Linked DNA regions of Homo sapiens: regions 2, 3 and 4 are each linked to region 1. A link is a loop called in an ENCODE intact Hi-C map of the cell type or tissue named here. Cell type or tissue: HCT116. All regions are shown on one strand. Region 1 has its middle 63 kb from the start of CLDN18. Region 2 has its middle 350 kb from the start of SOX14. Region 3 overlaps LOC105374126 (a long non-coding RNA gene). Region 4 has its middle 240 kb from the start of IL20RB-AS1.

Region 1 (8,000 bases):
AATTATCCATCTTTGATTTATGCTGCTAGTACAAGCTAAGTAGTACCTTTGTCAGATGTCCATTCGTTTAACCTCTTAGGACACCATATTCAATTCACCATCTCCATAACCCTCTGTGGAGCACGTCCTCTTGGCTTCCACTCTAACCTTACTGGTTGTTGCAATGACTGTAATTCCCCCATATTTTGGAGACTAAGCACCTCAACCTGACTACAGCTCTTTTACGGTCCTATCATCCCCATTGCCATCAGTGAGTCAAATTTTATAACATCTTTTATCATCGGCTCCAGCCTATAGGGGATAGCTACCACTGAACATCTTAGTGATGCCAAAGGCCCTCTCACCAATGCATTTCTTTTTTTTTTTTTTTAACTTTTGTTTTAGGTTCAGGGATACATGTGCAGGTTTGTTATACAGGTAAATCGTGTGTTGCAAGGGGTTGGTGTACAGATTATTTCATCACCCAGGTTAAAAGCATAGTACTTGACTGGTAGTTTTTTAATCCTCACCCTCCTCCCACCCTCCACCCTCAGGTAGGCCCCTCACCAGCACATTTCTTTTGCTGTTCTTAAATGATGTGGCCTCATTTAAGAAGACCAAAAAGAATATGCTGGAACATAGCCATTTGGCTAGCCTTCCAGCTGTGCAAAGTATACCTATTCTAGCATGCCCACTTTCCTGAGCTGTTTAATCCCTTTATCCACCATCTGCCAACGCAATTCTGGCATTTAAACTTTTCTAAGCATAGTGCATTGCTTCTTTCATGCTTCCAGGAGCCATCCTAGTAGCAAATTCTTACTTAGTCAGGGGTCCTTGCCAGGATGTTAAATCCTGAATGTCAGGAGAGTACTTCCAAGTCAACAAAGTCTTCCCTATTCAATTTATGTTCTGGGCCCCCTGATCAAACACTCTCAGAATGTAGTCCCAGGATACATTGACTACATCTTGCAGCCTTTTAAAAGTAGAATATTTTTGCTTCCTTATCAGGACCAGCACATTCTCAGCTGGGATGTACTGAGACCAACCCTGCTTATAGGCCTAATCCCCAAGAGGGGAAGTAGGAGTGGATTCTGAGGGGGTGGTACCCACTGCCTTTTGGAGAAGAGGTGTCTGCATCCTCTTCCAGCACAGAGGAGTGCTAGCACTTACCAGAGAGTGTTCAGCCACTTTTGCAGCCTCAGAAGTTTCAAGGCAGTCTAGGAAGCCAAAATGCTTAGAAGCATTGCCCAGATGTCTTTATCTCATGTGTCAGAGTCCTAGGATTTCCTAATCAGGGCCCTAACTCCGGCATAACAGATCTGCTTTAAGTGGACATTTAACTTTCTTTGATATTCAGCCACTGAACCTATAAGGTTCTAAGCTTGATCCTTGGCTTCCTCTTGTTCTTCAAGCAAGACAAGGGGGCTTCTTTGTATATAACCAAGGAGACTCTTTGGCTTTCACACCTGCCTTTCAATTGCCTGCTACTTGTCCTGCACTGTTCATTATCTTAGTGTAGGCTATCACTGGCACTTAGCAATAGCTATCCAATACTGTTACCCTTAGAGCTCCTGTTTCTTCATACCTTTCAAACAGCCTGACACATCTTGTCTGCTAGTATATTCCTTTCCACTGTACAATACCCCCAATTCACCACTGTTTAACAGTTGGACCTCCATCTTATACCAGATGCTGTCTGTGATCACCCACCAACAGTGATAAGCTCCTCACTACAGACAGGTGGTGAATAATCCTACTCCAAAACGGTATCTCATTGCCGACACTCTTTAACCAGCCATTACTGGTACCAACCATTCCAGCTTGGGTTCTCTGGAAGCAGATGGGGAGACAAAATTTAAGGTGTAAGGTGCTCATTGGGGACCAATACCTTTGAAAGGAAGGGGTGAAAGCAGGATTAGCTTACAATGCAGGTCTGATTGGGCTGGAAATGTTGGGCCTTTATACTGCCACCTTGTTAAATCACTGGATGTTGGCTGTTAGGGAAGTTGTAACCTCAGCTATTTACAGCTGAGGCCAACCCTTGAAGGTACTCACAACTGACAGTCACCTGCTAACCACACTTCCTGGTACACCCAGAAAGCAAGTCCTTCATTGAAGAGGAATCTGGGTGGTTCATGCCCAGGTCTACTGCACAAAGATTTTCAGTTACTACTCGTCAATATCCATGTTCCCTTTTTTTCATAATACTAAAACCATAATTTTTACTTGAGCAGAGTAATCGCTAAGAATAAACACTATGTTTTCCAGCCTCCCTTGCAGGAGTCATGGCCATGTGGCCAAGCTCTAATCAATGAATTGTGGGCAGATGTTTCACATAACATTCCCAGGAACCTAATCTTCCTAAATAGATGACTGCTACTTATCCTTTATCCTTTTCTTCATCCCTTCCTCATTAATGACCAGAATGCAACATGATGTCAGAGTCTGCTATAGCCCTCCTGGGACATGAGGTGATTGTGCAAATAAGGCCACATGTGTGACCAACAGGATGGAGGTGGCCAGGTCTCTGAGGACTTTGTGAAGCAGAGCTACATACCTTCCCTTGATTCCCTGTCTCTGGACCCTCAAGAGACACAAATAAATTCTGTCTTATTTGGATCATTGCTATTTTGGGTCTCTGGGTTTTTGTTGTTGTTGTTGTTGTTGTTGTTGTTCTTTTTTTTTTTTTTAGATGAAGTCTCACTTTGTCACCCAGGCTGGAGTGCAGTGGTGTGATCTCGGCTCACTGCAACCTCTGCCTCCTGGGTTCAAATGATTCTCCTGCCTCAGCCTCCCAAGTAGCTGGGATTACAGGTGCCTGCCACCACACCCGGCTAATTTTTATATTTTTATTAGATACAGGGGTTTTCACCATGTTGGCAGGCTGATCTCAAACTTCTGACCTCAGGTGATCCGCCCACTTCAGCCCCCAAAGTGCCGGGATTACAGGCGTGAGCCACCACACCAGGCCTTGGGTCTCTGTTTTTTAATAGCCAGATCTAATTCTAATTGATACAGATGGATCCTGGCTAAGCATTTCCCAGGTGTAGGTTGCTCATAGGGAAAAATTGTCCACTTTGGAGGAGACTCAGCTATGTTATACAATGACTGTATTGGATCTCTAGCTAAAACGATATTGCCTTAAAATCATATTCTCATCATAGCACTAAGATGGTCAGAGCTTTGGCTGGGGCATTAACTTGAACCTTTCTTGAATGTCCAGGGATGCCAGCCTGGAATGTAGGTGTGGGTTCCTTTATCCCTGATCATTCTAGGCCTGTGATAACCTATAACTACTAGGATGACTCCCTACCAAGTCTCCCCTCCAGAAGCCACCTTTCGCTTGCAATGTCCTGGCTTTCAGATGCTGCTCTGGTAACAGCCTCTTCCCCTAGATTGTTAAGATTTTCTTCACCAGTGGTGGAGTCCCAGGATGTCCTTTCTAGGCACGCATGAGAATAAGCAAAATATTTAGTCTTCACTTTCTTTTTTCTCTTTTGTTTGTTTCTTTTTTTTTTCCTTTTTTGCCAGCGATATGACTATTTTTCATCTACTACAAATTCTTTAAGTTCTGATGCCTAAATTTGATTTTCTGTTTTACGGTAGCATTTGTAATTAAGTTTCAAACTTTGAATCAGCTTCCAGATGCAAACCTACCACTCATCTTTTGTGTGATCTTGAAAAAACAATTTGCCCTCCCTGAGACTCAGTTTCCTCATCTGTTAAATGAGTGCCAGTTTTAGCCGATCATCTGCAACTTACCTTTGCGGGGGCGGGGCGAAGGGGGGATTGTTTGTCCTATTGCATCCGTAAGTTGCTACTGCCCTCTAGTGGTCATAAGATGATTTGATTTCCTCCAAGAAAGTAGCCCCGGGGCCTGAAGGCTTCCTGGAAACATGAAATGCAATCTTCAGAACTCAACCATGTAACAGGCGAGCTGTATTGTCACATCCTATTAGGATGCCACAGGGAAGGGCAAACTAAGAAAAATGCAAACATTAGGTGAACTGTGGGATAAATGTCTAATTTAAAACAGAGAATAAATAAATCTCACAACTACCATCACAAACTTGGCAATACCTTAAAGGTGTCAGTGACATAAAATAAGCCAAAACTGGTAGGCAAACTCTATGTTCTTTGTAAGATTTCAGAATCCTCTCTGGTATATCTTAGCATGTACCAAGATTGGGAATCAGAACTAAAACAGCTTTCAACTTATCCTTGCTATACAGTGGCTCCTTTGTTGTCCATTTTCATAGCCCTAACCACCTTGCACATGGTCTAATATTTAGGAGACATTTAGTCAACTTTATGCAGAAGGAAAATAAATCCACACAGTTGCATATGTCAAATTGCTCATCCCATAGGGAGAATATTAACAGCTGATATTTAATAAGGACTTAACTCTGTGCCAAGCATTTAATATGCAATCACTCATTGAATTCTTATGACACTCCTATGAAATAGATGTAATGATTACCATAACCTCTTTACTATAAGGAAACTGCCCAGGCTCATAGCAGAATTGCATTCACTCCCCTCTTGAAGTCAGGCATCACCACGTGATTCCAGTGAGCCAATGAAGTGTGAGTGGAAGTGGCCTCGGTTCAGGCCCCCATGATAGCATTTAAGAGTTACATGACCTTGGGCACATTTCTTGACTTTTCTGCACCTCAATTTCTAACTGTGTGATTTTGAGCAACTTACTTAATCCTCTGTGCTTCTGTTTCTTCATCTGTAAGCTGAGAGAAGCACTGTCTCACCTGGGTTTGTGAGGATTCAGTGAGATAGTGTGTAAAGGAGTTGGCAAGTGTAGACAGTCAATAAATGCAGTAATGTTTTTATAAAATTATCAGGATTTTTTTTCTTTTTTTTTTTTTTTTGAGATGGAGTCTTGCTTTGTCACCCAGGCTGGAGTGCAGTGGCGCAGTCTCGGCTCACTGCAACCTCTGCCTCCCGGGTTCAAGTGATTCTTCTGCCTCAGCCTCCCGAGTAGCTGGGACTACAGGCGTGCAGCACCACACCTGGCTAGTTTTTGTATTTTTTTTAGTAGAGACAGAATTTCACCATATTGGCCAGGCTGGTCTTGAACTCCTGACCTTGTGATCCACCCACCTCAGCCTCCCAAAGTGCTGGGATTACAGGCATGAAACACTGTGCCCAGCCAAATTGTCAGGATTTTAAGAAAAGCTATGCATTTATATTAGGAATATTTTTGAAGTTGTTTAAAGGTGAAAGAAGGAATTTCTATGGCACAAATGAAGAACATGGGAAAGACCCAATGCAGAGCACGTACTTATGTTAAAACAAGTTGTCAGCATGTTCTTCCCAATTTGACAGGACTCTTGATAGCAGCTCAGCTACACCTTTGGAAACCCTGAGGGCACCAGCTTGGTTTATAGGCTGCTTACTGGGCTCTGCTGACTCACATATTCCCCTTGTCAATGCTGCATCTACTCTGAGCCTGGCACTGATGGCCAACAACAAGCCTGAGAAGCAGTGTCCCATCCAGAGGAGACACATGCATTTGTAGAAAGCATAGCTGGTGGAGAAGTAGAGATGGGACAGGGAATCAAGCAGCCTCTGATGAGAGGCACCACTGTCAGAGAGCTCCAACCTCACAGACATCCACACCAGGTCAGATGAAGAGGAATTCCTGGGCTGGCTTCCCACAGAAATGGGGGAGTAGCACTATCCCCAGGCATCCCCCAGCGCTGTGCCATCTGTCAGAACCACAGACACTTCCACCATCAAGGAGAGCTAGAAAGAGGGAATGTGGTAGTGCGAGTCAACATCCGCCAGGCACATGCCTGTTTATTCCTGACACTTTAAGGCAATGTTCTGCAGAAGTAGCTCCAGCCTGCTTGGTGCAGCCCAGCCCAGCAAGTGCACAAGTAGTGAAGCCAAAAGTCACTCAATTTTAATCCTACTTGACCCTGGGACTCAAGTTTCACTATGTGCTTATTAATGCTGGAGAAGTACCTCACTGGCATCTGAAGACAGAAGGAACAAAGTGGCAACAAAATACTCAATGTTAAAGCAAGCACATTGACCCACAGAGGTCTTTACATGCAGCTGAGCCATCATCCTCATCTTCAAAGAAGGTGATTAGGGATCTCACACTGGGCAACTTGCACCTAAAAGGGTCTACTGCTGGCAAAGGCTATCTAGATCAACTTCCTGCTGTGAAATTCAGATGGCAATGGCTATCTGCAGGCTAAATGAAGAGGAACCCTGACAAGCTGTGTGTCCCTAGGAGGGAGATGGGTCCAGAGGCTATTCCCCTGCCCAAAAGTGGGTTCTTGGATACAGTGCCCCAGGGCTCAGCTTAGGGCAAAACTTAGAGTTAACCTCAAAAATTGTTCCTGGAAATGACACTAATAATCATATCTTCTACTTAAAATCATTGTACTAGGCACTTTACATTACTTCATTTAATTCTCACTGCATTTAATATCTTCAGCTTCCACATATGAAAACTAAGGTTCTGAAACGTTAACTTGTCCGAAATCAAACAGCCAGTGAGTAGTAAAGAAATTCCAAATTATGTTCCTAGCCACAGTATCTGAAATTATGCCTGTGCTGGAAATATGGTAATGGGTCCAGGAAAGAAACTATCTTTCTCCAGTCAGACATCAGAAAGCACTGAAAGTCTCTAAGGAACATCCTTAGCTTGCAGAAATGCAAACAGAGCATTTTTCAGAGAAGTTTGGAAAATTAATAAGTAGAAACTTGAGGAAGGTCTTCTCTCATGCTTCATGACTGAGGGCTTTGGAGTGGGACTCAAGATGAATAACTATAGAAGTCCTAGCAGTCGTAGTAGCAGCTATCAGTGAGGGCCTATTTAGATGTCATGCCGAGCATTCTTCTAAGCCCTTTACACGTACTGACTATTTAATCCTGTCTACAACTCAGTGAGGGTGGTGCTATTATTATCCTTATGTTACAAATGAAGAAACTAAGGTACAGATCATTTAAAAACTTGTCCAGATCATACCACTGTGCTGGATTTCCTGGATTTAAACCCAGGTGGTCTGGCTCTGAAGCCTGCAAACACAACCACTACACTGCATGTTGACATGGAATAGCAGTAGAGACCTGACCAGAGTGCCAGGATAGCAAAGGGCAGTTTGGAAGACTCATGAGGAATGGCTAGTGACACTTCTGGTTCAGGAGAATTACACCCTCTGCATCAGTTTCCTATTGCTGCTGTAACAAATTACACCAACTTAGTGGCTTAAAACAATACTCAATTATCATCTTACAGTTCCTATAGGTCAATCACAGTGTGGATGAATAGGTGGTTTCAATAGCTCCAGCACAGTATGGATGAATATGTGGTTTCTATAGCTCCAGCACAGTGTGGATGAATAGGTGGTTTCTATAGCTCCAGCACAGTGTGGATGAATAGGTGGTTTCTATAGCTCCAGCACAGTGTGGATGAATAGGTGGTTTCTATAGGTCCAACACAGTGTGGATGAATAGATGGTTTCTATAGGTCCAACACAGTGTGAATGGATAGATGGTTTCTACAGGTCCAACACAGTGTGGATGAATTCTCTACTCAGGGTCTCACCAGTCTAAAATCAGGGGGCTCTGATTCTCATCTGGAGCTCGAGGTCCTCTTCCAAGCTCACTGATGTTAGCAGAATTCAGTCCCTAGTGGTTGTAGGACTGAAGTCCCCATTTCCTTGTCACAGGGCCACGTTCGCCTTCAAACAGCAATAGCATATGCAATTCTTTTCATGCTTCAAATATCTGGCTCTGATTTCTCCTGCCACATTTCTCTGACTTCCATTTTGGCCTTCCTCTTGTGCCACCAGCCAAAGAAAGTTCTCTGCTTTTAGGGACTCATATGATTAAATTAGACTCAATTAGATAATCCAGGATAATCTCCCCTATTTTAAGGTCCATTGATTGATAACCTTAATTATGTTTCACCCCATGGCATAACACCAGAGTCTGAAAGCCAGGGGCCAACATTCTGCTCACCACACCCTTCCATGCCTGGATTCCTGTGA
Region 2 (8,000 bases), 540 kb before region 1:
CACACCGACACACACACATACACACACACACCCACACTGCAGGAATGGACTTTGGAGCCACTTTGCATCATCACCCCTATTAGGATTATCAGAGTATTGGATTGTGGGTAAAGGAAGATCTATTTCTTTCCAAAGGGTGAGAAAAATGGGAGGGTGTCAGGGAGAGGGAAAAGAGAAGAAAATAAAGTGTGTGTGTTTTGGGTTGGGGGAGGGAGAAAAGGAGAGGGGGAATATGAGTGAGTGTGGAGGGAGGAGGGGAAATGAAAGGATATTATATATTTTTTTGTATCTGTCATTTCCCTGCTATCTCCCATATGACTTCTTAATCCATCAGAATGCTGGGAAGATAATGTTTTGGGCGAAATAACATGAGAGAGAGGATAGACTCCCAAGGACCAATATCTTTATTGCTCGGAGGATAAACGGATTATGTCAGCCATTTTCTGTTGCTGACAGCTTTTCTTATTAACCGATTTTATTTTTTAATCTTCCAGGGAAGAAATATGGTTTTATGTCACAATAAAACGCCGGTCACATCTAATTCTGCCCTCAAACAAACAGATTTCTGAAAGCCTTGCAGAGAAATTTGAAATAACTTTAAAGAGGGGGTTTTTGGATAAAGTCTTTATCCAGGGGCTTGTTCAACTGCAGTGTAAAAGGTTTAGAGAGAGAGGAGAGGAGAGAGAGAGAGAGAGAGAAATAGAGGGAGGGAGAGAGAAGAGAAGAGGGAGAGAAGAAAAGCGGAGAAAGGAAGACCCACACAGCTGTTTTGCTTGGTGATCTCTCTTCAAACACACTGGGGTTTAGTCAGGAAAATGCAGTTTGGATGAAAGAGGGCTGGGTAGATGAAAAGAGGAACAGTGGGCTTCTTCTGGGGCTTTGGGTGTGGGGAACTGCTTACCCACACCTCTCTAAAACTGACACTTCTTCCCAGTTGTTGTTCTGGAACCATTAGGAGTTGATGGTGTGTCTTTCAAGAATCATAAACAAATCAATGTGAATTCTGTGAGGCATTTGGAGCTCAGAGGCAATTCTTGTCTTTTTTTCCATGATTCCTTTGCTAGGAAATTTCAGCCTGCTTGAGGATTTAGGTCTTCAGTTAGCCCCAAGAAAACCTTCTGTCAAACACCGCAGACAACTCTGGCCTTTGCTCACTTCTGTAGGCCTGCAACGAGCACATAGCCATCACTAATATAAAAAACCACTCGTTTCTTCTCTTCTGTGTGGCACAAAGCAATTTAGCCAGACAGGGCTCCTGCCCACCAGGGGCTTAGCCCAGAAAACGTCCTGAATTTGTGCCTCATACTTTGTTCAGTGCCCGGCTCACTGCAGACCCAGTACCTTGACTGATAATGATGGCCGAGTCTTACATTGTGCCCTGCTGGGAAGTATTGGTGATTTAGAGTACTTTAAAAATCTGTTAAAAATAAATTTCTTGGATTTTCTAAGGTGTTGTTTTTTATAAGAGAAATGGGCTTTTCAAAAAAGCATCCTGAAACCTGGGACAATTTGGGAACTTAAAGCTTGTCCTAAGGTGAGTGAGACAGACTAAATACCTCCAGTCAACTGTGAAAAGAGGGGAGATTCAAAGGAATAGGTTGGGCCAAACCTCTTCTTACCTAGGAACAAAAAGATGGGTTTTCCTACTTCATTTCTTTGCCTGGAGAGATAGAGAACTGGTAGAAATGGAGGGAAAAAGGTCATTTAAGGTCTTTGCACCAGAGGGTCATGAGGATAGCCACTCAAAGTGAGCAGCCCAGAGGCTGCTTTGATCTGAAACAAGCCTGAACTTCCAGGAAGTGCTTATGGCTCTAAGCTGTGATTAATTTTTTTTTAAATACACAGGTCTTAAGTGAACAGTTTTATCAGCTTTTGGACATACGTATATACGTGTGTGACCAACACTCCAACCAATGCTGAGAACATTTCCATCGCTCCGGATTTAAGTGAATGGTGCCTCTGGATGTTTGCATTGCACTATCTGTGTGGACCTTTGTGGTGGTCCAGCAGGCAGCTTTGATGAAGATCCACTGATACACAAGATATTGAACAGATTATTTGGCAAGATAATTATATTCTGCTTTTTGGTTTACCAAGTACATTCCCATATACTATCTCAGCATATCCTTTCAAATGATGAAGATAATGATAATAATAATGCAATAACATCATCAATAACAATTACAAACATTGACATATGTTTATCTTGTGTCAAGCACATGTATTACTACATTTATTCCTTTCAACAGTGTTGCATCTATTTTATAGATGTTGAAACTGAAGCAAAGGGAGGTTAAGTAACTGGTCTAAGATCATAGAATGAATATGTGTTAAAGCCTGAGAATCTGTCTCCAAAATTTGTGCTTTTAACTAAATATATGAGGTCTGGAAATGGTAGATGACATATAAACAAAGATCACATAGCCAATTCAAAAGGTAGATGACACATAAACAAAGATCACACAGCCAATTCAATGGTGGCTCTGGATCCTATAATAGGTTTTTTAAGCTTACATCAACCTACCCTTCAGCCTCATTCCCATTGTCCACCCCCATCCTATACTCCTACCAATCCATGCCTCAACCTTACAGAGCTAATTACTGGTCTCTGAGGTTGCTGTCATCTTTTAGGCCTTTGTGCCTTTAAATATGTTCTTTCCTCTTCTCCTACTGGGAAACTCTCACTCATCCTTCGAGGCTTAGCTCCACTGCCACCTCCTCAGTGAACCCCCCTTGAACTGCCTAGTTGAACAGTTTTCACTAAATTATATTAACTAAGACTTATATCTTTAATATTTGATATGGTTTGGCTCTGTGTCCCCACCCAAAATCTCATCTCAAATTGTAATACCCATGTGTTGAGGGAGGGAGGTGATTGGATCATGGGGATGGTTTCCTTCATGCTGTTCTCATGATAGTGAGTGAGTTCTCATGAGATCTGATAATTTTATAAGTGTTTGACAGTTCCTCCTTCACACAGTTCTCTCACCTGCTGCCTTGTAATGAAGGTGCCTGCTTCCCTATCCACCATGATTGTATGTTTCCTGAGGCCTCCCAAGCCATGTAGAACTGAGAGTCAAATAAGCCTTCTATCTTTATAAATTACCCAGTCTTGGGTATTTATTTATAGCAGTGTGAAAACGGACTAACACAATATTAAATGGGGAAGAAGTGCTTGTGTTTACTTCAACTAAGCCTTTGGTTTATGCCTTATCATTTGGAACCCATGGCTGTGAGACACCTACACCAGGTGGTGGCAGTATACTTAGTTAAGGAGTTCCTTTCTAAGACAGAAATAGTATTTTTTCAAAAATTTTTAGAGTTGCTAAAATTCAAGACCATAAGTTACAAAAATGTCATAACGTGGGATGATTTTTATTTACAATTCTGTAACAAAAATAATATGGTCACACCTGTTGGATATCATTAAGGACCCATCTTCCTCCCAGTGAACCTTTACCCAGATTTTGCAATGTGTGGTCAGATCCTTCTTCCTAGAATGCTCCCCACCATTATCTTGCTCATTATTTTCATGTGAGCATCTTAGGGAAACTTTTATAATGCACTTTAACTTAGTAATTCATAACTAATGTCCTGCAACACTGTGCTAAAGGACCTTAATATATAATTCACATAATTCAGAGAAAGAGAGAGAGACACACATATCTAAGTAAGTGAAAACAAGCACGGAAAATGCTGAGCTAAGCTTTGTTAAATTGGTTTCTTGAGAGCAGTACTTTAAAGAGCCTCTATTATGTAGTGTTTCCAAGTCATATTTAAATAGAGAACCCATTTTGGAGAGACTCCAATTAGTATCTTCTATTAGAGCTGTATCACAGCTTGGTAGGCATCCTTCAACTCTAAAGCATAAACACCTTGAGACATTTTTTACTTCAAAGTATATTTTTAATTGTTGCTTTCATATACCTATGTATATTAGACAATATTTACCACAATCTGCATTACGTAATCACTGGGGACTGGAAGGTTTCAGACTCTATTATTCATGCCACTATAAACTGCGGAACCCTTATAAACTTCAATTGACCAGCAAGTGAGGGAGGCTTGGTCCCCATGCAGACCTGCAAAAGGAATTTGCTGTGGAGTCTGCTGTCAGAATGACTGACTGTGGACACAGACTGTGATCCCATGGTGTGGGACATGCAGAACACAAAGTCCTGGGCCACGCCCACAGCAGGCAGAGAAGTTTGTTGTGAGTCTTTGATGCGTTGAGATGGATCAAATGGATCAATTATATTAATTATGAAGCATGGAGATGTATCTGGGCTTTTCCCAAAAACTGAGGTGCCAATGGCTGTCACTAGGTTCCCTTGCATTTGCAGTTCTAACTTAACAAGACATAAAATGAATCATTTGTTGAGACCTTCAGTTTCCTTTTTGTTAGCAATGTGGAATATCAGCATAACAGTACTGTTTCACAGGGTTGTTGAGATAACTGACTGAGATAATGTCCTGAAAAGAATAAACATAGGGTTGGGCATGTAATAAGTATTCAATAAATGGTGACACCTGTTAAAAACCACAATAAAAAAATAAAAAAATAAAATAAAAAAATACTTATAGCAAAGTTTGTGCACTGCATTATTTGGGTCATGCTGCCTTTTGCCACCTTGCAGTTCCCAGCACATAATAAGCTTAAATAATATTTTTAAATGAATGAATACTAGCTTTTGTGGCCTCTGCTTTCAATGACCAGTTTATCTCAATGTACTTATAACAACAGGTTTTCTTTTCTGTTTCTTGGGGATTTTGTGAGACCTTAATGCATTACTGTATTAGTTTCCTGGGCCTGCCACAACAAAGTACCACAAACTGGGTTCCTTAAAATAACAGACATTTATTATCTCACAGTCCAGGAAGCTAAAAGTCCAAAATGAAGGTGTCAGCAGGGCACTGCTCTCTCTCAAAGGGAGAATCTGTAGGGGAGAATCCTTCTTTGCCTCTTCCTGTCTTATAGTGGCTTCCTTTGATCCTTGTTGTTCCTTGGCTTGCAGCTGCATCACTCCAATCTGTTTCTGTTGTCATATGATATTCTTCCTAGGTGTCTCTGTCTTTCCAAGTCATTTTTCTCATCCTATAAGGGCACCAGTTATATTGGATCAGGGCCCACCCTAACGACCTCATAGTAACTTGATTACATCTTCAACGACCCTATTTCCAAATAATATCACACTCATACATACTGAGAGTTAAGACTTCAGCATATCTTTTTGGGGAACACAATGGTTTTAACCTTAGGGGCATTAACATTTACTTTCTCAATAAAAGTTATTTTTTTACTTAATAAAAAGTACATAAACGTTAAGGCCCCTAAGGTTAAAACCATTGCTAGTTAGGGTTTCTGTCACTAACAGCATATGTATCTTAGGTGATATAATGTGGGAAAGACCAAAGTCACAAGGGAATTCTTGGTACTAGGTCCAAAGTACCACAGGAATTATGATTACCTGGCCTGAGACATATGCCTTCCAATTAGTGAGGATGGAGCCAATGTGCTATGATTGGTACTATCAGAACAACATGTGAGGAAAAGGAAGGACAATTTTCCAAAGAGAAGGTTGGGTAAGAGGGTGTAATTACCTGAAGAAGAAGGAAAGGATGTTCAGCAGACCAAAATAGTACATGCCAATTATACAAACTAAATGTCTAACTGCAGAAATGGTGCCAACTCTTAATGGAATATTACCTGGCCATTGAAAGTGTGTTTATGCACATTTCTGTAATAACAAGTATAAATGTTTATAATGATGTTAATATTATAGTATCATTATAAAAGTATATACAAAGTTGTTTTCAAGTTTTCTTTAATAAAGATAATACTTTAAAAATTTTTTGAAACATTAAATTTATGTAGATGAGGCAACCTTGTGCTAGCTATTATAAGAAGCAAACATGGTATTTATGCTGGTATAACAATAAATGACAGAAGAGGAGCCAAGATGGCTGAATAGGAACAGCTCCAGTCTACAGCTCCTAGCATAAGCGACACAGAAGACGGATGATTTCTGCATTTCCACCTGAGGTACCAGGTTCATCTGACTGGGGAGTGCCAGACAGTGGGGGCAGGACAGGGGGTGCAGCGCACCGTGTGCAAGCCGAAGCAGGGTGAGGCATCACCTCACCCGGGAAGTGCAAGGGGTCAGGGAATTCCCTTTCCTAGTCAAAGAAAGAGGTGACAGACGGCACCTGGAAAATCGGGTCACTCCCACCCTAATACTGCACTTTTCCAACAGGTTTAAAAAACGGCACATCAGGAGATTATATCCTGCACCTGACTCGGAGGGTCCTACGCCCACAGAGTCTCGCTCATTGTTGGCACAGAAGTCCCAAATCAAACTGCAAGGTGGCAGCGAGGCTGGGGGAGGGGCGCCCACCATTGCCAAGTTAGTTGTTTGATTAGGTAAACAAAGTGGCTGGGAAGCTTGAACTGGGTGAAGCCCACCACAGCTCAAGGAGGCCTGCCTGCCTCTGTAGGCTCCACCTCTGGGGGCAGGGCACAGACAAACAAAAAGACAGCAGTAACCTCTGCAGACTTAAATGTCCCTGTCTGACAGCTTTGAAGAGAGTAGTGGTTCTCCCAGCATGCAGCTTGAGATCTGAGAACGGGCAGACTGCCTCCTCAAGTGGTTCCCTGACCCCCGAGTAGCCTAACTGGGAGACAGACAACCCCCAGTAGGGGCAGACTGACACCTCACACAGCCGGGTACTCCTCTGAGACAAAACTTCCAGAGGAACAATCAGGCAGCAGCATTTGCAGTTCACCAATATCCGCTGTTCTGCAGCCACTGCTGCTGATACCCAGGCAAACAGGGTCTGGAGTGGACCTCTAGCAAACTCCAACAGACCTGCAGCTGAGGGTCCTGTCTGTTAGAAGGAAAACTAACAAACAGAAAGGACATCCACACCAAAAACCCATCTGTACGTCACCATCGTCAAAGACCAAAGGTACATAAAACCACAAAGATGGGGAAAAAACAGAGCAGAAAAACTGGAAACTCTAAAAATCAGAGCACCTCTCCTCCTCCAAAGGAACGCAGCTCCTCACCAGCAATGGAACAAAGCTGGACAGAGAATGACTTTGATGAGTTGAGAGAAGAAGGCTTCAGATGATCAAACTACTCCGAGCTACAGGAGGAAATTCGAACCAATGGCAAAGAAGGTAAAAGCTTTGAAAAAAAATTAGACGAATGGACAACTAGAATAACCAACGCAGAGAAGTCCTTAAAGGACCTCATGGAGCTGAAAACCAAGGCACGAGAGCTATGTGACGAATGCAGAAGCCTCAGTAGCCAATGCGATCAACTGGAAGAAAGGGTATCAGTGATGGAAAACGAAATGAATGAAATGAAGTGAAGAGAGAAGTTTAGAGAAAAAAAGAATAAAAAGAAACAAACAAAGCCTCCAAGAAATATGGGACTACGTGAAAAGACCAAATCTACATCTGTTTGGTGTATCTGAAAGTGACGGGGAGAATGGAACCAACTTGGAAAACACTCTGCAGGATATTATCCAGGAGAACTTCCCCAATCTAGCAAGGCAGGCCAACATTCACATTCAGGAAATACAGAGAATTCCACAAAGATACTCCTTGAAAAGAGCAACTCCAAGACACATATTTGTCAGATTCACCAAAGTTGAAATGAAGGAAAAAATGTTAAGGGCAGCCAGAGAGAAAGGTCGGGTTACCCACAAAGGGAAGCCCATCAGACTAACAGCAGATCTCTCAGCAGAAACTCTACAAGCCAGAAGAAAGTGGGGACCAATGTTCAACATTCTTAAAGAAAAGAATTTTCAACCCAGAATTTCATATCCAGCCAAACTAAGCTTCATAAGTGAAGGAGAAATAAAATCCTTTACAGACAAGCAAATGCTGAGAGATTTTGTCATCACCAGGCCTGCCCTAAAAGAGTTCCTGAAGGAAGCACTAAACATGGAAAGGAACAACCGGTACCAGCCACTGCAAAAACATGCCAAATTGT
Region 3 (8,000 bases), 240 kb before region 1:
CATTTATTTATCTTCAAGTTCACCGATTCTTTTTTTGCCATCCTCAGTTTTCTGTTGAGCTCATCAGGTATACTTTTCATTTCAGTGGTTGTACTTTCAGCTCATAGATAGATACATAATAGATTCCATTTCACTGATAATATTTTTATATTTCACTTATTAAAATTATTTTCCTTTAATTTTTTAAATGTATTTTTCTTTGAGTCTATGAACATATTTTTGATAGCTATTTTGATGTCTGTCTGCTAAATCCCACATTTGGTCCCTCTTAAAGACAGTTTCTATTTACTTAGTTTCTTAATGAGTACAGATCACACTTTCCTTTTTCTTTGCATTTCCATAATTTGACTGAAAACTGAACATTGTAAATAACACATTGTGGCAATTCTGGATTTGGCTGCATCTGAAAATTGTTGGATTTTGGCCGGACACGGTGGCTCAAGCCTGTAATCCCAGCACTTTGGGAGGCCAAGGTGGGCGGATCAGAGAGTCAGGAGATCGAGACCATCCTGGCTAACATGGTGAAACCCTGTCTCTACTAAAAATACAAAAAAAGAAATTAGCCAGGGGTGGTGGTGGGTACCTGTAGTCCCAGCTACTTGGGAGGCTGAGACAGGAGAATGGCATGAACCCGGGAGGTGGAGCTTGCAGTGAGCCGAGATTGCACCACTGCACTCCAGGCTGGATGACAGAGCGAGACTCCGTCTCAAAAAAAAAAAAAAAATTGTTGGATTTCTTTATATTAGTCAGTTAACATGCCTGGACTAAAACTGCAAAGCTTGAATCCTCCACTGTGTGCTATAGTTATATACATATATATAGTTATATAGTCATACATTGCTTATCTTGTCTCTGTTCAGTTTTTATGGCTTCTTCCAATGCTTTTTGTTTTTCTGATGCTTTTTTAGCCTGGCCCCCTTAGGAACTCCAGTGAACCCACGTAATTTGAAGTATCAGAGAGAAAATTAAGCAAGGTTCCTCCCCTCAAGCTCAACATTTACTGAGAAAACAAAAAAAAATAAGTAGGCAGTATCAATATCATCCGACTAATTATTTAATAAAAATATGCAAAGGGCATACAAGTAGTTCAGAGTAGAAAGCACTTAACTCTAAAAGAAACAAGTGATCCAGGAAAACTTTATAGAGAAGCTGACACCGAGGCTGGATTTTGAAAAGTAAGTAGTAATTCAGAGGTGAATGGAGAAAAAGGACATTTTATATAAATGGATATCCAAGAGCAGATGAGTATGACAAATCATGACATCCTAACAACAGATTATTTGATGTAGCTAGAGCATAAGGACTTGTGGGTGGGGGGGCAAAGCTGGAGATTAAAACAGAATGTACATCATAAACAACCTGTATACCAAGTTAAGGGGTAAATGCTTAATCCTGGAGAAGATGATGAGCCACTGAAAGGCTGTAGGCTATGTTAATGGTGTATTAGGGTAATCCAGATAGGAGACAGTTATAGCATGGTCTAGGACGGTAGGAGAAGAGTGGAAATAAATGAGCAGCCACGATGGGTAAAACAAGCAGCAAAATAGAGCTTGGGATGCAGGAGTGGGAGGCAGCAAGGATGACAATAGAGACCTCCACTTAGGCAGCCAGGTAGAGGATACAGCCATTTATCCAAGGTAGAAAGTGCAAAAGAAACAGAGCATTGAGGTTGGGGAAGAACAAATAATGTGTTTAGCTTTTGATGTGCTGAGGCCAAGGCACTGGGGCAAATCAGAAAATTCTGGCAGGCAGTTGAAAATATAGTCACCAGAATGCTCAGGCAATGCAGTGTATGAGCAAGAGACTCTGGAGAGAGTGTCCAGATTGAGAAAAGAGATGGTGTGAGAACAACACCTGGGGGACCCTGATACTTAAGGAATGGGCTAAAAAGGCAACTGAAAAGATAAGAAAGAGGAGTTGATGATAGTGTATATGGTAGAGGTAGTCATAGGACTAAAGATAGTAGCATCTCTTACTACAGATACCTTATCTGGCTTCAATCTTGAGAAGGGCTGGCCTCAGCTACATCTTTTTCCGTACTTCTCATTGGTCCCTCTAACTATTGCCCCTAATCTAGACTGTATGTCAGACCCCTCCCCTTATGAATTAATTAGAAAATTCCTAATAGATACATTATTCCCAGAGGTGTTATTGTATTACTAGCAACTTTGGTCCAGTTGTAAATTGATTGTACTTATTGAAGCATAGCAAAACAGTCCCCTGGCAACTTCACTCCATCCATCAAATGTCATTATGAGGTACCGGTGATGGAGGCCCACAGAGTCCCAGGGTCAGGCTCATTAGCCAGAGCATCCTTCAGTCTAATTCTCTATGAACTTCCCATAATAGCCTTCTCCACAGGGTCCCTAGGTCCTGGGCCCAGGTAAGGGAAATAGTATGTCCTGACAAAGATTAATCAATTGGAAATTCCTGCACTTCTCAGGAATCCAAAAGTGGAGGGATTTTTCTGCTCTAACAAACACATATATGTACACATGCAAAACAGCATGAGAAGTACATTTAAACAGGGAAAAGACTGGGTGTGGATTTGGACAAATGTTCCCTATGGATCCAGAATTCCTTTATCTCAGTAATTCCAACTTGCATGAATTTCCGAACTGAAAAAAAAGATATGTACTCCAAGGGAAAAATTAATTACTAACAGCAATCAAAGGTTAAGTGCTGATGCATGTTATCTTTCTTAAATTTCAGAAGACATATCCATAATTTACAACCAAAGAGAAAGGTTTAGGTTAATATTTGAATAATCCTGAATTGGAAGCAGGAGAATAAATTTGGAAGTAAGAACAGGGGTGTTGGAAAGAGGATGGAGAAGGAGAGACTGGAGATGGTGGTGCAGAGGAAGGAAGCAGAAGCCAGATGGAATTTTAATGGAACTTGTCGTTCTCATGAAGACTCAGGGTGCCTAAGGCCAGAAAAGATTTTGAAGCAAGATTTGATGACAGAGCTTAATATATGCCTATCACTTGCCATAATTACACTATGATTTAATCTACAGGTTCAATATCTCAGAAGTATCTTTACCCCTCCAAAGATCTGAAGCTGCATTTGGGGTATGCTGCCACTAGATGGCAATTAGTGCCTTGATCTCCAGCGGGGCAATGCCAAAGAATAAACAGCATGCATGTCCACATGTAATCCTTAAGAAAAAGAAAAAGGAAAAGAAAAAACAAAGCTCATCTATGATATATTCTGGTCAGAAACGTTTAATTTGAATCAAGTTTTTAAATGTAACTATATAGAATATACAAAAGATATGGGAACAAGCTAATGATTTCCAGGAAGAAATATCCAGATGAATCTAAATAGGACAATTTGCAGGACACTGATCTGGGTCTCTTCAAAATAATAATATCATGGGGAAGGGAACTGGTCTAGAGATTAAGACACTTGAGGAATATAACATCCAGATATAATGTATGGTCCTGGGTTATGTCCTGGGTTGGACAAAGCTACTTTAATTTGGGGGAGGGGGGATAATTAGGGAAATGTGAATATGTATGTTATTTAGAAGTATTATTTACTTGTTAAATAAAATAGTGTTATTTTGGCTATGTAGTAAAAAAACTTTAATGCATAATGCATTCATTAGAACTTTAATTTTGTTCTAATGAAACTAATGAAATAATGAAAGTGAGTCAATGTCCACCTGCTATGCCCAGAACACCCAGCCTCCTTTCCCGGCTCTGTGCTCACTCACAGGCTCTATTTTTTTTTTTTCTCCATGCTGTGGCTGATATAGTCTTCTGGTTTACAAAGATGAGCATTCACAGCTGAATGTTTCTGGATCCTCAGTTTGATCCAGCTTACTTACTCTCTTGGTTCTGACCCACTGTGCCCCTTAGCCACCATTCCCGGATTTCTGTGGCTTGGCTGTAACAATCTGCCCTTTTCCCCAGACTGATGAGCAGTGAGGCTGTCTCCTGCCAGCAGCTTGTCAGTACCTCCCCCTGCAAGAAGCCCTCTGTGTCCCAAGCTGCCTGCCTGCAGCTAGCTTGACCTGCCCTTCAGAAATCGTAGCATAAAACATAGTCATTGAGAGGGCAGGCACTGGAGCTAGACTGAAAAGGTCTGAATCTCACTGGTTAGGATCTTGGGCAAGTTATTCAATCTCTATGTGCCTTGGTCTTGTCATCTGCAAAATGGGGATGATGACTTTACCTGCCTCATAGGGATGCTGTGAAGATACATGATTCAAAAAATTTAACACTTTTAAGACAGCCCTTGACACGTCATGAGGTGCTCATTTGCCGCTAGTCATTATTAAATGTTAGCTATTCTTGTGTGAGATACTAATTATGTAACAGGTATAACCCATGTGACACCTTGGGGCTACAAATATGGTCTCATTCTGATTTAACTGGCCCCATATTTCTGTCACATTTTACATCATTGTGACGCCCCTTGTTGGATTCTAGCCTCATCAGTCTTGGGCCAGTTCCTAGAATATCCACCTCTTTTTGCTCCCAGGCTATCATAATAAATTCCTTTTACCTGGGATGCTTTTCACATGGCTGACTCTTTCTCATCTTAAATCTCACCTCCCCCTTCATCAGGCTACACACATCCTACCATGTAAAGTGGCCCCACCCTACCCACCTATCACATCTCTGTGTTCTTTTTTTAAAAATCATTATTTATTTATTTACCTTGCTTAGTTTCCACCTCTGCTCATAAAGATTAGCTTCACTTCATTCACTCTGTCACCCCAGGTGACAGAGGGCTTGGCATACGGAAGAACTCTGTGAATAGTTGTTGAATAAATGGACAAGTTAGAAAGGCCACCCAAGTCATTCTGAGCAAATGTTTAAAGAAAAGGTGATGATGTTCCCTAGTCAAAGAAGCAGTGGATATGGGTGTCTTTTAAATGGCGTTTTCTCTTCCTTGGAAAAAAAAAAAAAAAAGGTAACATTTTGCTCTATCAGCCACACCACTACAAGTTTGAAAACAATAATAATTATAGTAATAACTAGAATGGAAGCCAGAGATAACATAATTCAAAGGAGATATAAAGACAAAAATGACTAAAGAATAGAGAAGTAGCAGAATATGACATGGTAGGAAAAAAGAAAAACTAGCCAGGTAGATCTTAGAGACCAGGAGCTTACACCATATTGGGGAGTCTTTTTAAAGAGAACAAAATAAAATGGCAAATAGGCATACGAAAAGGTGCTCAACATCACTGATCATCAGAGAAATGGAAATCAAAACTGCATTGAGCTATCATCTCACCCAGTTAAAATAGCTTTTATCCAAAAGATAGGCAATAACAAATGCTTGCAAGGATATGGAGAAAAGAAAGCCCTCATGTACTGTTCACAGGAATGTAAATTAGTACAACTACTATGGAGAACAGTCTGGAGTTCCTCAAGAAACTAAAAATAGAACTACCATACAATCCAGCTATCTCACTGTTGGGTATATGCCCCCAAAAAAGGAAATCAATATATTGAAGAGATATCTGCACTCCCTCCTATGTTTGTTACAGCACTGTTCACAATAGTTAAGATTTGGAGGAAACCTAAGTGTCCATCAACAGATGTATTAACCCGTTTTCACATCAATGATGGAGACATACCCTAGACTGGCAATTCACAAAAGAAAGAAGTTTAATGGAGTTACAGTTCCACATGACTGGGGAGGCCTCAAAATCATGGCAGAAGGCAAGTAAGAGGACCACGTCTTACGTGAATGGCGGCAGGCAAAGACGGAGAGCTTATGCAGGGGAACTCCCCCTTTTTAAAACCATCAGATTTTATGAGACTTATTCACTAGTGTGAGCACAAGAAAGACCAACCCCCATGATTCAATTACCTCCCACAGGGTTCCTCCCATGACACGCGGGAATTGTCGGAGTTACAATTCAAGATGAGATTTGGATGGGAACACAGCCAAACCATATCAACAGATGAATGGATAAAAAAAAAGTGTTGTAAATATACACAATGGAGTACTATTCAGCCATAAAAAAAGAATGAGATCCTGTCATTTGCAATGAAATGGATGGAACTGGAGATCATTGATGTTAAGTGAAATAAGCCGGGCACAGAAATTCAAACATCACATGTTCTCACTTATTTGTGGGATCTAAAAATCAAAACAATTGAATTCGTGGACATAGAGATTAGAAGGATGATTACCAGAGGCTGGGAGGGGTAGCTGGGAGTTTGGGAGGTAGGGAGTGGGGACGGTTAATGGGTACAAACAACAGAAAGAATAAGACCTACTCTTTGATAGCACAACAGGGTAACTATAGTCAATAATAACTAAATTGTACATTTTTAAATAACTCAAAGAATGTAATTGGATTGTTTGTAACACAAAGGATAAATGCCTGAAGGGATGGATAACCCATTCTCCATGATGTGATTACTATGGATCCTACTGAGAAATTTTCATGGCCAAAGACAGCTGGAAACATGACTTTTTTCAGTCTCCATTCCTAACTCTTTCCACACTAGTCAATTTTATTTAGACAGTGGACTATTTTATTTTATCACATTGTCTATTTTATATCCAAGTAATTAGAATGTAGAATGCTCTTCAAATGGCAAGTGGACAAAAAGAAACATCACAATGTAATTGTCCCTAGCATTGAGTTATGAAATAACGAAGCCCTGAATCATGTAGTATACTTGAATTCAGGTCTCCAAATCCTGCATTACAGACAGGCAGGCTGCATCTCAGGACCATTTTCAATATTGAAAATGGGGGCCAGAAGAATGAAGACAAACAAATACTATGCCAATTTTTTGAAAAGTAGAAAGGCATATTCACAGGGACATGGATGAAGCTGGAAGCCATCATTCTCAGCAAACACATGAACAGAAAACCAAACACCGCATGTTCTCACTCATAAGTGGGAGCTGAGCAATGAGAACACATGGACACAAGGAGGGAAACATCACACACCGGGGACTGTTGGGTGGTGGGGGCAAGGGGAGGGAGAGCATTAGGACAAATACCTAATGCATGCAGTGCTTAAAACCTAGATGACGGGTTGATAGGTACAGAAAACCACCATGGCACATGTATACCTATGTAACAAACCTGCACATTCTGCACACTTTTCTCAGAACTTAAAGTAACATTTTTTTTAAAAAGGCACATTTAAGTATCTACAGACCAATAAACTTGTCATGATATACAGATGGAGTCTAGGGAAGTGACACTAGCCCTGTAAAGTGTACATTTCAGTGCATCTCTTTTGTTCTACAATTGCAGTCTTGGTGTTGTATAAATCCAGACATGTTTGTGTAACTTCACATAGGTATCAGGAAGCTTCTACCAGTTACTACGCACAGAGGACACAACAATGAATGAAAATCCACAGCCCTTCTAGATTGGAAGCCAAGTATCCCAGACTAGAAGAATTTTTATGAGGAAGATTTGAAAATAGCAACCATAAAGTTGACCTTAAAAAAAAAATCCATCAAGCAGAACAAAAGAGTTTACAAACAAAAGGGCACAGAGCTCTATCCCTGGAGTCACCAAGATCAAGGAAAATGCTAGAGACTCCTCCATATCTACCTTTTGATAGTGTCTGGAATTCGTGGGTTCTTGGTCTCACCTGACTTCAAGAATGAAGCCGCGGATCCTAGCGGTGAGTGTTAGAGTTCTTAAAGGCGGCGTGTCCGGAGTTTGTTCCTTCTGATGTTCAGATGTGTTTGGAGTTTCTTCCTTCTGGTAGGTTCGTGGTCTCACTGGCTCAGGAGTGAAGCTGCAGACCTTCGCGGTGAGTGTTACAGCTTTTAAGGCGGGGCGTCTGGAGTTGTTCGTTCCTTCCCGTGGTCTCTCTGGCTTCAGGAGTGAAGCTACAGACCTTCACAGAGAGTGTTACAGCTCATAAAGGCAGCGTGGACCCAAAAAGTGAGCAGCAGCAAGATTTATCGCAAAGAGCCAAAGAACAAAGCCTTCACAATGCAGAAGGGCACCCCAACCGGTTGCTACTGCTAGCTCAGGCAGCCCGATTTTGTTCT
Region 4 (8,000 bases), 730 kb before region 1:
AACCAAGATCAGAGCAGAACTAAGTGAAAGAGATAGAGGCACAAAAAACCCTTAAAAAAAATCAATGACTCCAGGACCTGGTTTTTTGAAAAGATCAACAAAATTGATAGACCACTAGAAAGACTAATAAAGAAGAAAAGAGAGAAGAATCAAATAGATGCAATAAAAAATGATAAAGGGGATATCACCACCAATCCTACGGAAATACAAACTACCATCAGAGAATACTATAAACACCTCTACGCAAATAAACTAGAAAGTCTAAAAGAAATGGATAAATTCCTCAACACATACATCCTCACAAGACTAAACCAGGAAGAAGTTGAATCTCTGAATCGACTAATAACAGGCTCTGAAATTGAGGCAATAATTAATAGCCTATCAACAAAAAAAGTCCAGGACCAGACGGATTCACAGTTGAATTCTACCAGAGGTACAAAGAGGAGGTGGTATCATTCCTTCTGAAACTATTCCAATCAATAGAAAAAGAGGGAATCCTCCCTAACTCATTTTATGAGGCCAACATCATCCTGATACCAAAGCCTGGCAGAGACACAACAAAAAAAGAGAATTTTAGACCAATATCCCTGATGAACATCGATGTGAAAATCCTCAATAAAATACTGGCAAACCGAATCCAGCAGCACATCAAAAAGCTTATCCACCATGATCATCCCTGGGATGCAAGGCTGGTTCAACATACGCAAACCAATAAACCTAATCCATCACATAAACAGAACTAATGACAGAAACGACATGATTATCTCAATAGACGCAGAAAAGGCCTTCGACAAAATTCAACAGCCCTTCATGCTAAAAACTCTCAATAAACTAGGTATTGATGAAACATATCTCAGAATAATAAGAGCTATTTATGACAAACCCACAGCCAATTTCATACTGAATGGACAAAAACTGGAAGCATTTCCTTTGAAAATCAGCATAAGACAAGGATGCCCTCTCTCACCACTCCTGTTCAATGTAATGTTGGAACTTCTGGCCAGGGCAATCAGGCAAGAGAAAGAAATAAAAGGTATTCAATTAGGAAAAGAGGAAGTCAAAGTGTCCCTGTTTGCAGATGACATGATTGTATATTTAGAACACCCCATTGTCTCGGTCCAAAATCTCCTTAAGCTGATAAGCAACTTCAGCAAAGTCTCAGGATGCAAAATCAACGTGCAAAAATCACGAGCGTTCTTATACACCATTAACAGAGAGCCAAATAATGAGTGAATTCCTATTCACAATTGCTACAAAGGGAATAAAATACCTAGGAATACAACTTACAAGGGATGTGAAGGACCTCTTAAAGGAGAACTACAAACCACTGCTCAATGAAATAAAAGAGGACACAAACAAATGGAAGAATATTCTATGCTCATGGATAGGAAGAATCAATATTGTGAAAATAGCCATACTGCCCAAGGTAATTTATAGATTCAATGCCATCCCCATCAAGCTACCAGTAACTTTCTTCATAGAATTGGAAAAAACTATTTTAAAGTTCACATGGAACCAAAAAGGAGCCTGCATTGCCAAGACAGTCCAAAGCAAAAAGAACAAAGCTGGAGGCATCATGCTACCTGACTTCAAACTATACCACAAGGCTACAGTAACCAAAACAGCATGGTACTGGTACCAAAACAGAGATATAGACCAACGAAACAGAACAGAGGCCTCAGAAATAACATCGCACATCTAGAACCATCTGATCTTTGACAAACCTGAGAAAAACAAGCAACGGGGAAAGGATTCCCTATTTAATAAATGGTGCTGGGAAAACTGGCTAGCCATATGTAGAAAGCTGAAACTGGATCTCTTCCTTACACCTTATACAAAAATTAATTCAAGATGGAGTAAAGACTTAAATGTTAGACCTAAAACCATAAAAACCCTAGAAGAAAACCTAGGCAATACCATTCAGGACATAGGCATGGGCAAGGACTTTATGACTAGAACACCAGAAGCAATGGCAGCAAAAGCCAAAATTGACAAATGGGATCTAATTAAACTGAAGAGCTTCTGCACAGCAAAAGAAACTACAATCAGAGTGAACAGGCAACCTACAGAATGGGAGAAAATTTTTGCAATCTACCCATCTGACAAAGGGCTAATATCCAGAATCTACAATGAACTCAAACAAATTTACAAGAAAAAACAACCCCACCAAAAGGGGGCAAAGGATATGAACAGACACTTCTCAAAAGAAGACATCTATGCAGCCAACAGACACATGAAAAAATGCTCATCATCACTGGCCATCAGAGAAATGCAAATCAAAACCACAATGAGATACCATCTCACACCAGTTAGAATGGCAATCGTTAAAAAGTCAGGAAACAACAGATGCTGGAGAGGATGTGGAGAAAAAGGAATGCTTTTACACTGTTGGTGGGAGTGTAAATTCATTCAACCATTGTGGAAGACAGTGTGGCAATTCCTCAAGGATCTAGAACTAGAATTACTTTTTGACCTAGCAATCCCATTACTGGCTATATACCGAAAGGATTGTAAATCATGCTACTATAAAGACACATGCACACGTATGTTTATTGTGGCACTATTCACAATAGCAAAGACTTGGAACCAACCCAAATGTCCATCAATGATAGACTGGATTAACAAAATGTGGCACATATACACCATGGAATACTATGAAGCCATAAGAAAGGATGAGTTCATGTCCTTTGCAGGGACGTGGATGAAGCTGGAAACCATCATTCTCAGCAAACTATCACAAGGACAGAAAACCAAACACCACATTTTTTCACTCATCGTTGGGAATTGGACAATGAGATCACTTGGACAGTGTGGGGAACATCACAGACTGGGGCCTGTCGGGGGGGTGTGGCGCTGGGGGAGGGACAGCATTAGGAAAAATACCTAATGTAAATGATGAGTTGATGGGTGCAGCAAACCACCATGGCACATGTATACCTATGTATCAAACCTGCACGTTGTGCACGTGTACCCTAGAACTTAAAGTATAATAATAAAGAAAAATATAAAGCATTGATGGAAAGGCAGCTGCTAACTCCTCTAAAATGTAACTTCTGGAGTCCTGTCTGATTTGTTCTAATTTTGGTTACTAAATAATTGACAATGTTCTGGATCATAATCCTAAACCTTCATCCAAAACATACACAAATATTTCATTCTTTTAAAAGCAAGTCATGCTGGCTATATTTTAACCAGAAAAGGTGTAGCCACTTTAAATATTTTTTTGCTGTTCCTTTAAGTGTTTGAAAGGATGCATGTTTTTCTCTAATTTCCATGAATTCCTGTGGGATGGACTGTCTCAGCCATCAGGAGCTAGATCTTGGCTGCAGACTGCAGTCCATGACAAGATGTACCTCCTGGGATCATTGCTTTTGTTTGGGCAGGAAGGGTTCCTGCCTTATGAGAGTAACAGAGGCAGCAAACGTGAACCCACCTGTAAGGGAGAGGCTGCAGGAAGAGAGGATGGAATTGCCCATGCTGGGAGCAGATCCTGCCAGGGTTGGTCTCTCCTCAACTCTCTTAATGTCTCCAACCGTGTCTCTTTCAGATCACTGTGATTACAGAGCACAGACATTTCATGGGAACCTGATTGATGGATTTGAAATAGTGTAACATAAAAACACAAATTTTCATTTTAAGCACAAAATGTGAAGTAGTGTAGCTCCTCCAAAATGAAAACTGGAGCAACTAAAACCAAAATAGCCATCACAGACTGGAGGACCCAGCACATTGCAAATATTTTTGCTGCTGCCACATGGCGGCGCCACTTTAGCGGTCAAACTGGATCTCTATTGGTCTCTGTTGGGGTCAGCATTTTTTGTGACCCTTCTGTTGTTTTCAAAGGCGCTTGAACTTCTGTGAGTGAAATTTGGTAGTTGTTGTCCTGTTATTTTAACATTCATTTCTTATAATTTAACAAAGCCATCTAAGCATTTATTAGATGATAACGTTTGCACAAGTGACGAAAAACACTCCAGAAAAATCAATAACTTTGGAATGGAAGTTAGAGGTGATAAAATACTACAAGGGAGACCTAGCAACTGCCATGATATGCTATTAATGTAATAACAAGCCTTCTGCAAAATATTAGAGCTAATGCTAAGAAAATAAAAAGCAGCATTAGAGCACATTTTTCTACAATGTTTGTGGATTTATGTGCCCCTAGATTGCAGCTTCCATTTTACATTTATTTCTAAGAGCAATTAGTCTTGAATTATGAGAGGGCTTCAAGAACTCATCTCTGGCATAAACCTGACAACTTGTGTTTGTTTACTGCCCCTCCTCTCTCCTATTATGTGGTTTCCTAATAATAAGGGGCCTCAACTTCTTCATCCCTCATCCCAATCCCTAGCAAGGTCCTGAAATACTGCAGGGGTTTGGTCACGATTTCTGGAACAAATAAGTAATAACTAACATGGAGTATCTTTTTTGTATGCCCAGAAACAGGTTAATACTTTATATACATTAACTCTGTTAATGCTCATACAATCTTAAGGAGTAAGCATTATCATCTGCAGTTTTACAGATGAGGAAACTAGTCTCAAAGAAGTTAAATACTGTGGTCCATAGATACACAACTAGTGATTGGTAGAACCAGCTTTGGACCAGTCAGACTAACTAACCAGAGGGGGGACCTCATCATAATTAAAACTATAACTGTCTTTGAGAGCAGAAATGATTTCTGAATGCTATCAAGCATCCTTTAGGCCACTAACTGAATGGATGCATTTTTCTGATCAGCTGATGAGCAAAGGTAGACCTGGGACAAGTTTGAAATTAAAGGCTAGAGAGAAGTGGAATCTACACCAGTTGTTCTTAAAGTGTGGTCTTCAGAACAGTAGCATCAGCATCATCCAATAACTTGTTAGAAATACAACTTCTCAGGTCCCATCCTAGACCCTAAATAAAAAAAATACTGAGGTGGGACCCAGTGATCTGTGTTCAACAAGCTCATCAAGTGACCCTGATACATGGTCAAAGTTGAGAGCTACTGACCTATACAACAGAAGGAAAAGTGCTATGTTTGGACATGGAATTCTTAGGGGCAACTGGGAAGGAGAGCATGAGGAGGGGAAAATGTTGAAGGTGAGAGGGGAAAGAGAAAAATCTGGAGATATTCAGGTCTTATTATGGGATGGGGTGGCCATAATGGATGGCTGAAAGGAATAGGGATATCTGAAATCTAATATCTAGTTCTGTACTATAAATCACTTTAGTTTGCTCAAACATCCAGTAATGCCTGATTCTTAGACTAAGACTTGTGTGAATAGTCTTGCAAATATCAGAGAAAGAGGTTGACTTCTATTCTCTACCAGCACATGCTAGTCATAGAAATTACCCACTGATAGAACTAATTCAACAAAAACAGGAGCATGGAGCCAGAAAGGACTCTGAGAGGGCATGGGGGCCACTCTTATCTGGTTTTTAAGGGTTGGGTTAATCCCAACTAGCATGGGTCAGATAATGAATTCATGAACTGCGGTTCTGGCCCTTGGATTTCAGGGGCTGGAATGTGTTTTGGTGCCCGAGAACTGACTTCTAACTTTCAGGACTGGTTAGTGACTAACCAATTAGTATAGAAGTGTAGGGTGTCAACATTTATATAATCTCTAGCAGCTGATGGGTAAACTTTGTCTGGTTTTTTAATGTTGCAAAATAAACCACTTGAAAACTGAGTGGCTTAAAACAAGGACATTTATTTTGCTCATGAATTTGTAGTTGGAGCTGGGCTTGGCAGGGATTGCTCTTTTCTTCTCCACTTGGCATCTGTTGGGGCAACTTGAAGAAAGGGCTGGAATCATATCTTGCTTACTCACAAGTCTGGCTGTTGATGCTGGTAGTTGACATGGATCTTAGCTGGGCCTGTCAGCTGGAACACCTACACATGGCCTCTTCATGTAGCCTGGGCTTCCTTACAACATGGTGGCTGGATGCCAAGGTTGAGAATCCTGGAGAGCAACAGCTAGTAGGCAGCCATATAGCCTTTTATGACCTAGTCTTAGAAATCATGCAATGTCACTTTTATCAGGTTTTTTTTTTTTTGGTCAAGGCAATCACAAAGGCTTGCCTAATTTCAAAGAGAGGAAACGGCTGTATTTCTTGATAAGGGTGTGGTAAAGTTCAGGAAGAGCTTGTGAAACCAATGATATTGATGAAGCCATTTCTTCTTTTTTTTTTTTGGAAATAGAACCCCTTCATTTCAAGAGAGACTGGATTTCAAGGAAGCTTCTTGCAAATTGGAGGGGGGTAGGAGTGGGGCTTGGGGAAGATAGTGGCCTGAGCTTCAAATTTCTCAGTCTACATCTGAGAAATGTAAAAGAAATTGAAAAAGTTCAGGCTGGCTGAAATGCACGTTGGGATCAGCCTTCACTCCCATGGATAGTCAGGGTTAAAAAGGTGTGAGTGTCACACTGGGGCCTGTGGGGAGGGGGAGGGGGAGGCAGAGCATCAGGACTAATAGCTGATGCATGTGGGGCTTAATACCTAGCTGATGGGTTGATTGGTGCAGCAAACTACCATGACACATGTTTACCTATGTAACAAACCTGCATGTTCTGCACATGTATCCTGGAACCTACAAGAACAAAAGGGTATGAGTGTCCACTGTGAACCAGATAAGGGTGGCACATGAGAAACAGTTGGCAGGAGGTTGCTTAAGTGCTCTAGGATAGGCAGAATGTCAGCAGAGGCTGGAGATGGATAACCACATTATTGGGGGCTGCAGCCAGGTAAGTGATAACCCGGAAGACTGAAGGGCTCTGCTGCTCCCAGAAACTTTTTGTGGAACATATACATACACACAGTCACACACACACACACACACACACACACACACACACACACACACACACACACGTTTTTGTGGCAGATGAGGAAGGATCTAAGCTTTGTATCTGGTCTGAAGAGATACTGAGCAGATTCTACACGTGAGGGCATAAGAGCTCAGGAGGGAGGGGAGATCCTGAGATCATGAGCCCCTAGAATCCACTGAGGCCATAGGAAGTGCTTAGGACTTCCAAAGGCTGTGGCTTTGCAGGGTGGGGCTCAGGTTAATTTTACATAAATCTCAAAGAACAGGGAGGTCCCAGAGGACTCTGGGTTCCAAGAGAGAGTGTTAAATAGCTGTAATATGGTAGATTGGGGCACTTCTTCAATTCTCTGGTAGAGAATTTGTCTTAAAATATCTAGACTTTCTGTTTCCTCAGATTAATCTAACATTTGTTGGGTATCCATTGCATTCCATGTAATGTACAAGGTCTTTTATGTTATTTCACTTGATATTGATAATCACCATATGAAGAAGTTGCTGCAACTATCCTCTTTTTGTAGATGAGAGAATGGACTCTAGGAGGTAATTTAATTCACCTAAAGTCAAACAGCTGAGATGTGGTAGATTTAAAGTGAGGTCTTCAGACTTCCAGGCTAAAATCAATTCTTATAAATGTGTCTTTAACTGTCATATACCCATGAGAGGGAGAGTGGATGGGTGGATGCCCAGTGATAAAAATGAACACAGATTTAGAACACCTTAAAAAAGATAGGTTTGTGTAGAAACTCTGAAAAGGGAAAATTAGAAGGTTAAAAACAAGCTGAGGGAAGGGGCAGAGAGATAGGTTGGGTACTTGTTCTGCCATCATGTTTGTTCTTCATAATGTGGCAGTGTATATCAATATCCTGACTGGTGGCCTGCTCTATATCAGGGATATGGCCAACAGATTTCATGTGCTTCCCTAGTGAGTTGTGTTGAGAAGGCTTCTGAGGCTCAGCTCTGGCTCAGTGCTAAAGAGTGCTGTGATCAGTGAGTGATGTCTGCCACAGGCAAGAGAAACAAAAGTGGGGGCTTCAGTGCTGCCATGTGTCACTTTTGAATATATTTGAATATTACATTATTCAAATATATTATATATATATTCAAATATATAATAAAAAATTCGGCCGGGTGCGGTGGCTCACGCCTGTAATCCCAGCACTTTGGGAGGCCAAGGCAGGTGGATCATCTG

What was found. A loop is a pair of places that touch in the nucleus more often than their neighbours do. Peaks named below come from ENCODE experiments on the same cell type or tissue, not always from the same donor. Only the 100,000 strongest peaks of a DNase experiment are listed, where the experiment ranks them.
Region 2: a loop joins it to region 1, with 4 times the contacts of the local background. A loop is called at or near these places in 2 of 110 quality-filtered maps.
Region 3: it touches region 1 in a loop (9-fold over the local background); 10 of 110 quality-filtered maps call a loop at or near these places.
Region 4: a loop joins it to region 1, with 10 times the contacts of the local background. A loop is called at or near these places in 3 of 110 quality-filtered maps.

Annotation. Positions count from the first base shown.
Region 1 is chr3:137,942,758-137,950,757 of GRCh38, forward strand. No RefSeq gene overlaps it. Among named protein-coding and RNA genes, the nearest start is that of CLDN18, 63 kb to the right of the region's middle. RefSeq lists enhancers at 3,443-3,944, 5,752-6,420. In HCT116, a CTCF peak has its summit at 3,800 (motif pointing left); a DNase peak (open chromatin) is centred at 3,804.
Region 2 is chr3:137,406,527-137,414,526 of GRCh38, forward strand. No RefSeq gene overlaps it. Among named protein-coding and RNA genes, the nearest start is that of SOX14, 350 kb to the right of the region's middle. In HCT116, a CTCF peak has its summit at 3,274 (motif pointing right); no DNase peak of the experiment used is centred here.
Region 3 is chr3:137,706,123-137,714,122 of GRCh38, forward strand. LOC105374126 (a long non-coding RNA gene) reads right to left here. Exons shown (of 3, transcript XR_924533.2): 1 at 7,592-8,000. Among named protein-coding and RNA genes, the nearest start is that of SOX14, 54 kb to the right of the region's middle. In HCT116, a CTCF peak has its summit at 3,082 (motif pointing right); a DNase peak (open chromatin) is centred at 3,139.
Region 4 is chr3:137,214,170-137,222,169 of GRCh38, forward strand. No RefSeq gene overlaps it. Among named protein-coding and RNA genes, the nearest start is that of IL20RB-AS1, 240 kb to the left of the region's middle. In HCT116, a CTCF peak has its summit at 3,764 (motif pointing right); a DNase peak (open chromatin) is centred at 3,760.